2 separate regions of the Mus musculus genome follow, and region 2 is linked to region 1. A link is a contact called in ENCODE Hi-C or POLR2A ChIA-PET data. All regions are on one chromosome and are shown on one strand. The core of a region is the stretch at or near the end of the contact, and the rest is flanking DNA. Distances in the headings are between cores, read along the strand shown.

Evidence for each region. A loop is a pair of places that touch in the nucleus more often than their neighbours do. ChIA-PET counts read pairs that join two places held with the same protein, here RNA polymerase II (POLR2A).
Region 2: a loop to region 1 is called in a map of heart, with 2.5 times the contacts of the local background. The contact joins the promoter of Nfib here to the enhancer-like site in region 1. A Hi-C loop is called at or near these places in 5 of 37 maps with a recorded cell type or tissue (adrenal gland and heart). POLR2A ChIA-PET finds 5 or more read pairs at or near these places in 3 of 5 experiments (Patski and embryonic stem cell).

What each region holds. Positions count from the first base shown.
Region 1 is chr4:82,463,136-82,470,470 of GRCm38, forward strand. All of the region lies in intron 2 of Nfib (nuclear factor I/B), which reads right to left. It also overlaps 2310067E19Rik. Among named protein-coding and RNA genes, the nearest start is that of Nfib, 39 kb to the right of the region's middle. Within about 2 kb of position 3,761, at least 1 of the 3 ENCODE cell types and tissues checked has a DNase peak (open chromatin) inside an H3K27ac peak, as active enhancers do; it is heart, where a contact is called at or near this core.
Region 2 is chr4:82,501,533-82,508,867 of GRCm38, forward strand. It overlaps Nfib (nuclear factor I/B), which reads right to left and starts at 4,247. Exons shown (of 12, transcript NM_001113209.2): 1 at 3,199-4,247. The coding sequence starts at 3,228. Gm11266 (predicted gene 11266) reads left to right here and starts at 6,457. Exons shown (of 2, transcript NR_137202.1): 1 at 6,457-6,697.

The DNA.
Region 1 (7,335 bases), core at 2,511-5,010:
GATAAAAACAACCTAGAGGAGGAAAAGGAAGCTTAATTGAATAGAACAAAATTTAAGTGGCGAGCTACACATATTTGATTAATTTTACATTACATATTTTGAAAGGCAAGCTCATTATTTATACAGGTGCTGCCTGACCTCTATCCTGTGATTTATTCACTTTTAACCCATTAATATGCATACCATAAACAGCAGCAAAAAACCACATGACCTCACACCACTGTCTCAAGACACTGCACTTCCATCACTAAGTAAACTATTAGATGGCCTGGTGTTGAGACACTACGCCCGTCTGGATAAGAGAAAACAAGACTTTCCCTCCCATGAGGAGAAGAGAACCCCTGGGCAGTGCTTCGGCTCCTGCCACAGCTACCATGCTATTTGTCCTTTCAAAGGTACCTGTGCACCCGGCACAAACCTTCCAGGAAGCTTTCACGCTACTTACAGCATAATCAGTTGCTTATTGCCAAGGGAAGGACTCCCCCCACCCCCACCCCAAGAAAGACGATCTGCACACACTAATTTGAAAGACAGGGTAGGCATGCAAGTGTTTTAATAGCCCATTATCAAAAATTATCCCTTGGCTATAAAATCCCCAGACCATTGGCTTGAGATCAGCTCAAAGAAAAATGAGATTACAGAATTTAATCTAGTGAAGGGGAGTGAGAGATGAGTTTTAAAAAGCTTTAGCACACACACACACAGACACACACACACACACACACACACACACACACACACGGCAGAGAACCAAAACAAGATCAGCTTAGGAAAAAAAAAAAACCTTCCACACATTTACTTCATAGAAAGCTGACAGACCTCAAGATTCATTTTAAACTCAGAAAAGTAAGCGGTTACTTTGCACCATTTTAATCCAGAGTGGGAAATGTGCAAAGAAAAATTATAGAAAGGGTGATGGGAAACAGAGCAGCCTTTTGTCTTAAGTTTGCACAACCTAATTTAGAGCAATAAAGGAGAAACCTGTGTGTTCTGGGAAATGTCACGTCCATTACATACGTGGATAGGTATGAAGCACGGTCTCCGTAGGCCCTTCAGAAATTGCACACAGCCCCCCTAATGCAAACCAGGAGTCTCCGACTGCTGGATGAGCACTCCCATGTGGATACTTGCAGAGGGTCCCCTCGTCCATCCCACCCTCATTTGTGTCTGCCTAAAGGTCACAAGCATGGAAGTAACACATATGACACAAAGGTACCTCCCATCTGTCTCAACCTGGTGTCAGGGTCCTAGAGAACCACCCCCCTCCTCCCTGCAACCTCCACTCACTTGTTTCTCCTCCCCCTTTGCTCCCCCTACTCCCCTCCCCATGAGCATCTGCCTGGCCCAATCTCGCCTGGGCCAGCTCCAATAACAACATCTGCTTGGCAGCTTTTCAAGCCCACGGATAGTTATCTAACTGAGGCTTTTGTGCTGTACTGTTTATTCTATGTGAAGAAATGCCTCCTTAGTTGAAAGAGTACTTTAGAAAAACTGTGGAGCTATTAGCAAGTGAAGCACAGGGCTAATAACCCCACCTGCTCATCAGATTAATTATGACATCTGAGTCATTATAACTCAGAAAGAAAACACGACTGCAGATCTGTCGCATGTAGGAATAAACATGTATTAGGACCAGGGGGGAAAAAATCAGACCAAAAGATTCAGCTGGACAAGACACACTTCCACCTCTCAGAGACTAGAATATGGATCTTATGCCGCTCAAAGGGATGCCAAGGAAAAGGGGACCGCATGCCTGGCTGCACTACCACACTGTCGTTCCATGGAGCAAGGTGGGCACAGGGCACAGGGCACCTTGGGGGTACACTTTAAATCTCAGTAAGAATTTTGTTAAACAAACCAAAATGCTTTCCAGAATCAAGCTGCGGAGAAAAGTATCCTGCTCATAATGAATGGGACCCCGTGTCCTTCTCTACTGTCACCCAGGGTAGATGATGTTTCCCTTTGGGTTCACTTGCATTAAAATGTACATTTTAGGTACACTTTAGTGATGCTAATACATTTAGTAAGAGAACACATTAAATGCGAAAAGAAAAACTTGTCACGAAGTTCTTGTATTTTTTTAAAAACATGAGTAAATAATAATAACATTGTTGAAAGGCAAATACCAATCAGTGGCCATAAAAGAAAAATAGCATTTGAGAGTCCGATTATCTCCCAGTGCAGTTCATGATCAATACTATCCAGATAATATCTCACACTAGGAACCAGCAGGCTGTCATTGTAGATTCTGAACCTACAATGGCTTCTAACATCTCATTCTCCTCCATGTGCTGAAGAAACCTACAACTAGAGCACATGATTTCTAGATAGGGTAGCCCCCATTCCATCTGCTTTGTGCCATGATTTAGAAGAAATGTGTCATTTTAATATGTTAGCTTAAACTAAACATGAATTCATTAATAGAAAGATAACCACTAAAATTTTTTTCTGGGCTATCGATTTTAATGAAATCACATCTGCAAAATATTTGCATGAATCACGAGTAGTTTTCATTTTAACACGTTCCTGTTGAAAGTGTTTGCACCTGTACACTGAAGGCCTCGGCCTTCTTCTGTAACATCTTTATAACAGAGACAGCTCTTTTGGTTCCTTTGTCGAAGAAAACAAGAAAACAGGAACTGTCCTGGAAAAGCATGTGGCCACTGTGCTAATAGCATTAGCCTCTGTCCTTTCCACTTTACCTCCTCAGCATCCATAGGCTGCAGCAGCAACCAGCGAGAGAGAATGAGAGAGAGAGAGAGAGAGAGAGAGAGAGAGAGAGAAAATAAACCTGTTGTAAAAAGCAAAATCCAGGATAGTTCAGTCTCAACACCATACAACACTTCTACTTCCTTTGAGCTTGTTATATAAAATGAAAGCAAATCTCAGGAAACAAAACAATTAGTTTTTCCTCTCAGCAAAAGGCTTGTGTTAGAGTCCAGCTCTGAGAGTTGATTTATGTAAATATGTTACTTAACCACAACTTAAGATAGAAATCCAGGATAAACATAACAATGGGAATCCCGACACTCCACTTTGCCAACCTGGAAGATTTAGTCAGCCTGGACGAAAAGTGGGTTCCGGTTATATTGAGAGTGTCAGTTCTAAATCAAGGAAAGCAGGGATGCCAGCCCTGGCCAGCGATGAGATCAGTAAGCAACCAGCAGTGTTCAGAGGCCTCAGCCTGTCTCCACTTCCAACTGTGCTGCAAGGCAGGGCCTTCTTCTCAAATGCACACCTTGTAATTCCCCCCTTATCAACACTCTTCCTGTAGGAACCGCACATAGTGAGGCCTGAATGGACCTGAATTCTGTAAGCCAGGAAGGCCAGGTCCAAGGTAGCTAGCAGCCTTGAAGAGTTAATGACTGAAAATATTCTCCCTCTGAAAATAACTTTCGAGTTGCTTTTTAACAACTGGTTTGCACAATTATTAAATTCCTTTACTATGCTAGGTATCCCTAGGAAACACAACTGAAGTATCTGGCAACAGACCGTTGTGTGTTTCCCAAGACACAGTCACACACAGAACATGGTTGTGCTGATTAAGTAGAATGAACAAGAGGTCTGTCCAATCCTGAAAGGGAAAGAAAGAATTTTGTACAAATACCCCTAAGCACGTATCAGTGTTACTCTCAGGCTGAAATTCTAAAAGCATGCCAGAACGGGTAGCTGAGACTCAGCAGTTCCCAGGTATTCTCAGTCCCAGCACCCATCTCCACCACTTCCTGCACAGCGATCGGTATGTGGTCTTGAAAATACAAATGTTCATGTTTCCTGACTCTGGGCTGCAAAGGAAAAGTCCCCTCCCTGGAGGCAGAGCGCCAGGATTTGGTGTCTGACCCGGTTCACCACAGTACAGCAGAATGGTATACACCAAGACCGAGCTCAGGGAAGCAGCCTCTGTCCTCTTCTCTGAGGCCCAGAGACAGATAAGGCCCTAGTGCGAGATGCAGTCAGTGGGCAACATTATCTGCCAAGTATGTAAGGAGGTATCGTAGGTGGATGGTCACTAGTCTGCAAAGCTAACTTGGTATGTCCAAACGTCTGATGCTCCTGCAGATCTCTTGATCTACAGGAAGGATAGGAAAGGAAGAAATAGCAAATGCAAATATTCTTTTTTAAAACTTATTTTTACTGATAGTTCTTCCTATGCAATCTTACTCTCTCCTTCTCTTTCTGGCATCATTTACACATACACACACGTACACGTGTATACATCCACACACAAATACACGCACATAAACATGTACACACATACACAAAGATATCATGTAATATTAAGAACAGTCTTCTGTAATGTTTTTCAGAATCTCTCAGTGGCTTAAGAGGTCAACAACCAAGAGCCCCTACTGTCAGAAGGGGTGCCTTCCTAGAGCCCCACCCTCACTCCTTAGTCCTAATTAAGTAAATTTACTTCTGTGCTGGTCTGAGTTGCTTTTGTTTTTTCTAACAGCTGCAGTTAAAGGAAGAACTGCTCCTCACTCTCCCTTCTGGAGTATCCACTGCTATGGCTGGCTCTACTGAAAATTTAGGCTTGAACTTAAAAAGCAACGCATCTCCGGCATGCCGAGAGGATCACACAACTTTTGAGAAATATATACCAGGAGGCATATAAATTGTCTAAATTCATAGACTAAAGAGGGAAGTCCTAACTGTTAGTAAAGGCAGGTACTCTACCGGTCCGACAGCATCTAGAAGGATAATAAATAACCTTGAAAACACACAAGGAGGAAGCCAGGCCTGCTCCATAGCTCAAGGAACTCATTTTATGAGAAAGCCAAATGAATGCAGTGAACTTTTTGAAAACATTATTTAGGTAAGAGATAAATAGAGTATTGTTTTCTCGATCATTGTCTCATGAGGAAACCAACTCTTCCTGGAGAGTAAGTCTGACAGGACCTTTGATTAAAAAAAAAACAAACCCATGAGTAAAATGTCATCAAAATCTGGCTGAGTGGCCTCAGATTGGATGCTGTGGCCCTGCTATTGATCCTTCCAAACCATTTCCTGGGGCCTAAGCCTCCAGCAGGACCCCTCAGCTCCCAGACAGGCAACTCTGCCTGTGTCTCATACTAACTGAGGACTCCCGAGCTCACCATTTTCCATATATCTGATGTCAACTTCCTCGTCAGCCAGCATTCACGCACTCTAATCAGAGAACACACTTAAACTCATACTGGTTCTAGAGTTTTTGCAACTGTCAATCTCACAGTTGTAATAAGACAAATAATAGTGATGTATCATTGGAGTTGCAGTAAACAAGGAAGACCGGGTTTGTGGGGCATGACTAGGGAGCTCCGCCAGGACAGGGAGGCTCGGTAGCAGCTCCTGAGCCATCCCAGTCACCAGCATGACCTCCAAGGATAATGTCTGTGCACATAAATCCTCAGTCTCTTAATCTCAGTTATGTGTGTTGATCTAAGAGACAGGGCGACCCTCTCCTCCGCTGCAGACCAGGAACTGAACCGCTGCTGCAGCCGAGGAGGCAAATGCCATGTTCCCAAGCAGCTATATGAAGTACTGCTAAAAGCAAATAAATCAGGCAGCCTCTTACTTCTCGCCAACCCTCACCTGTGTTTTTATTTTACTTTTGTAAACTCAGTAAACTTCATTTCTCTAATCCTCATACGCCAAAAGTCTAAAAACAGGTGATGTTCAAACACTTGCCAGTACACACACACACACACACACACACACACACACACACACACACACAAAGTCTTTCTTAAAACTATGGAGGGAGCTGGGCAGTGGTGGCACACGCCTTTAATCTCAGCACTTGGGAGGCAGAGACAGGTGGATATCTGAGTTTGAGGCCAGCCTGGTCTACAGAGTGAGTTCCAGGACAGCTAGGGCTACACAGAGAAACCCTGTCTCAAAACAAAACAAAACAAAACAAACAAACAAACAAAACAAAACAAACAAAAAACAAAACTATGGAGGTGAAGTCTATGGTGGCGCATGCCTTTAATTACAACACTCAGGAAGCAGAGGCAGAATGACCTCTGGGTTCCAGGCTGGTCGATAGAGTGAACAGGACAGCTAGAGCAACACAGAGACACCCTGTCTCAAAAACTCAAAATAACAATAAATAAACAAAAAAACTATGAAAAAAGAACAAAAATATTTTACTCATAACCAAAAATGAAGAGTCTGTTAAACGTATGACTAGCTCAACCCATGACTCACTAGAGTGTTCTGCTGTGGACGATGCTAGAAGCATAGGCTCAGACACTGCAGCTCTTATTATTTAATCCAGCAAGAATATTCTATTACAGCTACACTCAGCAACTGATTATGTGGCAGCAGCAAGACAGACAAGCATTTTCTCTGAATTTGACAATGTCCTGAAAAACAATACCACAGACAGAAAGAGACACCAATCTTTAATTTTATTATATATATAATGTTTTTCCAGCTTGTATGCCTGATGCCCCCAGCAGCCCAGAAAAGGAAGTCAGATCCCTGGAACTGGAATTACAGGTGGTTGTGAGCTACCCTGTGAGTGCTGGGAACTAAACTCAGTCCTCTGGAAGAGCAGCCAGTACTGTCAACCACCAAGCCACCTCTCCAGACTCAGAGGAAGACATTCTCAACCTACATCTCTAGACTCTATTGGGTGAGGTATTTAATCACTGGCTCAATCCTCTCTCCAAGTTGTAAAGTGGAAAACAAATATTAAATAACATACTTTAAATGGGCAAAAAAAGTACCTTGGGGGTGATTATTCAAGTTTGAGACAGGGTCTCACCAGGTAGCTGCTAACATCAAACTCAAGATGATCCTCCTGCCTCAGCCTCCTCCTATGCTGATATTACAGGCATGACCCACTCTTTGCAGCCTTAAACCTACAAAGGAAAAAGCCTACAACCAAGCAAAAGCAAAAGGTTTTGGGAACTTTAGGAAGGAGTAATTTTTCAGCTTAAGTGTTTTTTTTCCTTCAGGGTGTTATAAAGTTTTGCTTACTCTGAGTTGCTATTTAAGAAAAGTGCGTGCGTGTGTGTGTGTGTGTGTGTGTGTGTGTGTGTGTGTGTGTGTGTGTGTGTGTTAAAAAGAAACCTGCCATTCAGCTTTGCTTTTCTTTCCACAATTCAGAATTTTGGAGGGAAGTCCTCCAACCCCCAAGACAGGTATAGCATACATAGTTTGCTAGGATAATTTATTCTAAGCATCTCTGCAACATTCAAAACACACAGCATGCAACACACACACACACACCCTCACACACACACATTCCTGAATCATTAAGTCATTTGGAAGAATCTCCAGAAGTGTGCTGAGGCATGTTTTTGGTGTTTTGCCAAATTATGCGCTTCTGTTTGTGGCTTCCCAATA
Region 2 (7,335 bases), core at 2,997-5,496, 39 kb after region 1:
TGATGGCAAATATTGTTTTACAATATTAACTTCTTTTATTGATAAACAGAGTGGCAAACTTTCTCATCTCACCAATTCGCCTTAATCTTTTGGAGCCTCCTCATCATGCAGATTCAACTCTAAGTTAAACACTTACTTGAGAAGAAGACATACTGTCCCAAAATGATAATAAGTGCAGATAAGCAATATGTCATGTATACTTTTGCATTCCATGTCTAAGTGTTATTGCCTATGTATAACTGCTTTCTAAAGCTGCATCATAATATATTCTTAATAATTTTAAGTGGCATGTATCTGGAAAGTGGCTGTCCTCTCATGGAAAAAACAAACAGGATTAAGGCATTCAAATAACTAACTAATGGACAATCACAATCACACTAAGAAATTATCAAAATTGTTTTTAAAATCCAAGCATGGAGGTGATTTAACATTTAAAGTCTCTACACTGAGATACATGGACAAGTTGACTTAGAATTTTCCTTAAAACACATGGATATCCAGTGAGAGCCTTTTTCTTATAAAACTTTCCTGTGTTGAAGTAAATTGATAAAATAAATAGGCAAGTTAAAGTTCCAGATATAAACATAAAAATATCTTGCTTAACTTGACTTATTTATTCTGCTTCGAGGAAACAATAGTTTCCATGAAAGGGTTGGAAAACCGGCCCACTGTAGCAACGGAAGGGTAAATACTGTGCACTCCTGCAGCCTCATCGCTACGTAACAATAAACCCTGAAAAAATGCTGAAAGAAGTTGAATGGCAATGAAACAAAAGCATCATCATGCAAACTGAGGGTTGCACCAAAAGCTTATGTGCAGAGAAAATGAAATATTAAAAGAGAGAGATATTCCTTAATTTTCTTTTTACTCATAATGACCTACCAATGCTGATTTATGATGATACTACACCAAACTACCTTGCTAAATATCACGGTTAATAGTAGCATCATTTAAATTAGGATTTTACAAAACCTACATGCATTCATGTAAGACCTGAGGTACTTCTTAAAGTTTCTAACAAATTAACAATGTATTTTACTTTGTATCTGTATGTCTCAAAACAGGTTATGAGGCAGCTATCATGCTCCTGTAACATAAAACTAAAGTACTCATCTGATACAAAAGTAACTCATTAGTATATTCTCACTTTTGCAATACCTTAAGTTACCTACATAGTTAGTTGAGAATTCTAAAGCTGCAACTCCTTCTCTGGTAGGCCTTAAGTTCCAAAACAGTGCTAATACACAGATTTATACTGCTAAAATAACAAAGAATGCGTAGTCATCACCCTGAATTACTGTTAGTAAGTATGTGTCCTTGAATAGAAATGTGATAGTTGCGTGATTGTGCAGTCTAGGCCCCTACCACCTCATGTGTCAGGATTCTGCAATAGTAGTTCTAACATACACAAATTAAGATGGGGCTAGTGACTTTTTAATGCTTATTTAGGAGATACTAAAAATGCAATGCAATTGCTAGCAGTTCCCCAAAAACAAGTGTTGGAAACACAAATATGAACTCACATGCGATCATCCAGTCCTTCCCAGGTAAGAATAAGCTAGGCCATACTTTGTGAAGGAAAAGCTTACTTCAATCTGTTTCCTTTGATCACAATGTAGAAAGAATAGAAATGTTCATGGTTTACCAGAAAAAGATGGAAAAAAAAAAAAAAAAAGAAAAGCCCGCAGATAGATAAATAAAAGAAACTTTTAACACTACAGGCGATGTGCTATACCTGAGCTAGTCCTTTCCTATTCGTGGGTTACTATCATTCAGAGCTTTTAAAATACAAATAACTCAAACAACCCATTTTTCCAGTTTTGTTAAATTTAAAGTGCACGTTTACTTGCTTAAAATAGCCATATCTAAGTTAATCATACTCAGATGCCAAACAAAATATAAACAATAAAAAATGTGTCAGCCAAAAAGCTACAGGGCTGTGTCCAATCACTGAATGCCCCTTATCGTTGTTCTCATCTTCATTCACAATTTATGAATGCCGCAGTCCTTTTGAATCACAATGGTTTCTAATTGTCATACAATTGAAATCTTAATTATTTGTTCATTATAAAAATGCATCCTCATAATCTTAGATTTTTAAAACTTTAAGACAACCAAAACTAGGCAATTATGTTTCACTTTCTTGACAATGTCAATGAAAAATTTCAATGACCCAATCTAGACTCATACTCTTAAAAGTTGGAAGTAAACTGTCCCATAACTTTCAAGGTTGAATTAACTGCTGTAAATTAACAGTTCTGGACTAGGCTGTTTAAGCTATCATCAGTTGGTGAGTTCGTCGGGCATCCATGAAAGGATGAAAGCGCCCCAGGTAAGTCTCTAGATCTGACCACTTCTTCATTTTACCATCTGACTGAAGGGATAGAAACTAGTTTGGGTTTTTAGGTATAAAGACAGTGTTTTACCTCCTAACGTTGTTCCTTAAGGCAAATTTCCAAGTTAAAAAAAAAAATCTCACTTTTCTGATACTACTTTATGCCTTGCGAGCGATGTTCAAATATCATCAAATGAACAAGTCTCACTTTTAAAACAAACGTGTCCTAAAAGTCCTAAAAATTCACCACAAACACTTCAACTTCTTGTCAGCGTAAAAGATCGCCTCTGAAGTGAGGTCTTTAAAAACCCGAAATGTGGGTCACTGTAGAACAGGACTTTAGGCACCCCAAAACGCAAAGTAATAAGTCCTCTGGACCACCACCTAGACTGGCGGCGTCACCCGCCCACTGTGGGCAGCAGAGTCCAAAGGCGCTCAAGCCTAGTTCTCAGCCCCTTGCCCAAGAGTCCATCTACAGACGCTCCCAAGCCGGAGTCCGCCCCACGCGCACCGGCCAGGGAGTGAGGGTGCCGCCGCGGCCACCACCGCCGCCGCTGCCTTCGCCGCAATCTCCTTAGGGGCGGACAGGGGCTCACGGCCGCAGGTCTCGGCCCTGCCCACCCCCAGCAGCCTCGCCCGCCCGGTGCCGGCTCTCCCCGCTCGGGCGCTGGGATGGGCGCACACGGCAGCCGTGGTCCCACGCCGCCCGCACAGCCCACCGCAACTCCGCACTACTTCTCGGGGAAGACCAGGGTGTGCCAAGGTTAGGCAAAGCCTTTGAGGGTCTGCAGCACAAGAGCAAGAAGACACAACAAAGGCGTCTGGGGCCAGAGAAAGCTCGAGAAAGCGACCAAGATAAGTACCTGAGTGAGACAGATGGGAGAATACATCATGACTTCGCCTTAAAACGCACTTTCCCGGAGATGCCCAAGAAAATCTTCCAGAAGCAAGGATTTCATCTATTCATTTTACAGTCATCTGAGCCCAGCGATGCGATCAATCAGGACGGGGCACTGCGCCGGTTCACCGCAACTTCGCAACAAACCCAGTCCTCCTTAAATAGCCAAAGATTCAAGTTCACTCGGCGAGCTAGATTTCCCGGGGTGAAATCCAATCTACACTTTTAACCCTCTTGCGGTTCGCGCGCGCCGGCCGAGCTCTCCGAGGCTGCCGCCGCTGGTGCAGGCTGCTGGTCGCCTGGTTTAGGGGATTTGTTTTCTGTTTTGCAGTTGTTGTTGTTGTTGTTTGTTGTTGGGGGTTGGGGTGCGCGAGGGTTCGGTGTGGGTTGGATTGGGGTGATGGTGGGTGGTGAAATGTTTTTTTTAAAAAAAGGCGGGGAGGGGGGCGCAGGAGGCCAGGCGGTGGGGAAAGCGAGGAGAATGTGTCACCGCGCTGGTAAAGTTCAAGGTTACCGCCGCCAACACTGCAGCAGGATCCGGGAGTGGCGATCGCAGGCGAAACTTTGCTGCGAGCCGACCACGTGTGTGCGCGAGGGGGAGCGCAAGCGAGTGCGCGCGGGTGGCGGGGCGCGCGCAGGAGAGGGCCGGGTGGGGGTGGGGGTGGGGGGGAGCAGGGAGAGGCCGGGGTGAGGGAGGGGGCGCAGGCGCGGAGCTCCCGGGCGGAAAAGCCTTTGCTGCGCTCCTGCCCCGCCGCACCGCCGCCCGCCCGCTTCGCCCCGGGTCTGACCCGCCGCGCGTGGACTCCGCTGCCGGTGCCGCTGGCCACAGCCCACGGAAAGGATCGGAAGGACCTCCTGAAAAAAATCCCAAACGATCGATCCCGCTTGGCTGCAAACTCCTCTTTTCTGTCCTGGGCTCTATTCCCCCTCCCTCTCTCGCTTTCTTTCCTTGAAAAACTTGCAAGTTGAAAGATTCACCGGTTCCACCCTCTGGACCCCGCTCGAGCTCTCTCCAAATCAGACTTAAGGATTGTTTTATTATTTAATTACACAATCACCGCTTTACTCCTCCTCCTCCTGCAAACGCGCGTTCCTTTTGCACCAGCCTCTCCACACCCCCCGCCCCCCACCTTCCTCCTCCTCCCGCGCGCCTCCCCCAGCCCTCGCGTCTCTCCCCCTCATTTGTTAAAGGTATCAGACCGGTGCCACAGTATTGGGACTTTTCTTTTCTTTTCTTTTCTTTTTTCTTTTTTCAAAAATAGCTCTTCTCTCTGCCACTCTTCGTTTACCCCCGAAAACCCGCCCAGGGAGAGGTTATTTCACTGCTCGCTGCAGACGCTCAAGACGCGAGAACATCCTAAGGGGAGAAGCCCTGAACCGGCCTGGGCCCAAGAAAGAAACGAATGGAAAATTCCCTCACACCCAGGCCGCCCCGAGCCGGGGCTAGGGCGCCGACTCTAGCACCCCAGGCGGCTGGAGGGAGAGGGAGGGTGGAGGCGGGGGCCAGAGTGAACTTGGCCTCCTGGAGTTGCAGCGGACGGGCGCGGAGCCCGGGGCGCGGCGGGCAGCCCAGCCCGGAGCTCGCACTGGCGATCGGAGAGGGGCGCCGGGGTCCCCAGGGTCCCCCGAGCCTCGCCGCAGCGGCCCGCCCTCCCCCGGCGCCCGGTGCACGTGGCCGCGCTCGGAGCGGGAAGGCCGCGCCACCGCTCGCCCCTCCTCTCCTCCTCCTCCTGCCGCGCTGGCCGCGTCCCAATCCCCACCCCCAGAGCCCGGGGCGCCGGCGGAAAGCGGCTCCCTTCCCGCGGGGGTGCGGGCAGGGCGGGGCCGCGGCGCGCCCGAGGCTGCGGGGCGGGAGCGCGCGGGGTGCGTGTGCGGCTGCGGGTCTCCCCGGCGGCTCCCGCCGGCTCCCCGCCCCGCCCCCCGCCGAGTGAATGAACTTGATTCCCGGGACCCTGGAGGCGACCGGCCAGCACCCCCTTTCGCGCGGGCACTCTCTCCCACACACACCGCCCCCCAAATTCCGGGTTTCCGCTAGGGGTGGGTGGGGAAATGGAGGAATCAAAGGCTGCCCCAGACAATGGAGAAAGAAAAGTGAGCGCCCGGGGCTCCATGTCGCCCTAGCTTGGGGCCGCCGAGCGTTTCCAGGCCCCCCGCGGCCTCCCGCTCCCACCCCGCGTCCTGGACTTTCCCCCCCTCAACTTTCTCCAGTCCTCGCACTCCTGACCACCGTGCCCTCCCCCAGCGGACCTGAAAGAACCAGTGACTTTTTCCTTCCCCAAGTGGAAGTTACCCACATCAAGCATTTCACAACGACACATCAAGAAAAGTAGGCAGGTTCAAGTCAACCATGAAATGGTCACTTTTTAACCCCGTCCTGTCCTCATTAGGGAAATGCTCAAACACAGTCCGTTTTCAAAAAGCGCTCTTAATGAGGCGAGCTTGCCAAGTCTACCAGCTGCAGCCCCTGTAAACCAAGAGCCTGGTGAAGAAAGGCGCAGGGGGTGGGGAGGCGGGGAGGGCGGCGGGTCTAGGAGGACAGGTAAAGTCGGGGGAAACTGTGAGAACCGGGGCGAGTTAACCCTTTAGGGCACGCGCCACGGGGAGCGGCCTCCGTGCCCCCGCTAGGCAAATCCTCTAGTTAGCGTTCTGACAACGTTAATTTCTTTTGTACTGGTCATTTCTTCTTCTTGAAAAGCTGGGACAAAGTTGACAGTCTTTATAGATGAAAGGAGGTGACAGTCGGGGTTAATCCAAATAAATACTCACTTCTCTCATAAATTTTAGGCAACCTCATCTTAACTTTTAAAAGAAAGACGGGACGGGAAGAGGGGGGGAATAAAAACGAACAATCCCAAAGCATCACTTTGTAGTGAGCTGCATCCCTTTTCTCACCCTCCCCAGAATCTGCGGGAGGGGGCGGGGACGCTCCACTGATAATACCAGCTTTAACTACTGGAGTTTCCCTTTGAACAAATATTCAATTTAACTGGAGTTAATTTACCATAAAAGACATTCCCCTTGGCGCGAATGCACTCATGTCCTTGAACACACCTCTTTGAATGCCTGGACTCTTACAGAAGCCATTATTTCGGGGTCTCTTTAAAAATCCAGCGCCCATCTCTCTGCTTCCCTCCCTTCCTCCCTCCCTCCCTCCTCACTACACCACCCCCAGCGAAATCCTGGCACCCAGAGAGCACTCTTTTTCAGCCAGAGCCCAGAAACAGCCGTTGTCCCCTGGCAAAAGAGGCCCAGTGCTGAGCCCTGGGCAAGTGTCTCCAGACATCCCTACCTTTTCTCCCTTTTATTAGTTTTCTTTCCCAACAGAACCCATTTACTTTGCCACTAAAACTAGGTTGCATCCAAAAGTTTCTAAACAAGCTTAAAAAAGAAAAATTGACACCATTATACAGAAGAATTCACAAAAGCTGCAGAGCGCCAGGGCAGAGAAGCAGCGACAGACACAGGTAAGAACCCAGAGAGCCCAAGATTCCAGGCCCCCCAGGCCCATCCCGGAGAGGCCCGGCTCGCTCTCAGGTGTCCCATGTCTGTGTTTGTACAGTGCTGATGGTGGCTATGGTACACGCTGATGGCCATAGGGGATGTTTTGTAGTTTGGGGTTTTGATTTGTTTCCAAGGAAAAAAAGCAACGGAAGAAGCAATAACAGTGTGGTGAGGAAAACCAAAAAGGAGCAAAGACTGAACAATAGATATCCGGGAGAGAAGGCCTTGGGGGGAGGGGGCATGCTGGGTGTGGAAGGGTTTGACTTTCAGACCTTGGAGTCAGAGTCAGGAAGGCTGACACTCCATGGGCCTCAAGCTCTGCCGCCTGCCCAAAGTTCAGGTTACTATGGGCCTTCCCAGGAAGAACCCGAAGAGAATGCCCCCTGGGAAATCTGACCTCCTGAGACCTCTGCTTTCTCTGGCTTCCCTCTGCACTTGTCAGCCACCTTCACTTTGAGAAACACCAAGGAGACAGATAGAAAGGATAGCTTACAAAGTATCTATGTTTTATAAAAGTAGGCTTCAAGTTGCTCTGCAGAAGTTTCTGATGCTGTCAAATGGGGAAAAAAAAAAAACACTTTGGTCCCTCTGTTCTCCCTTT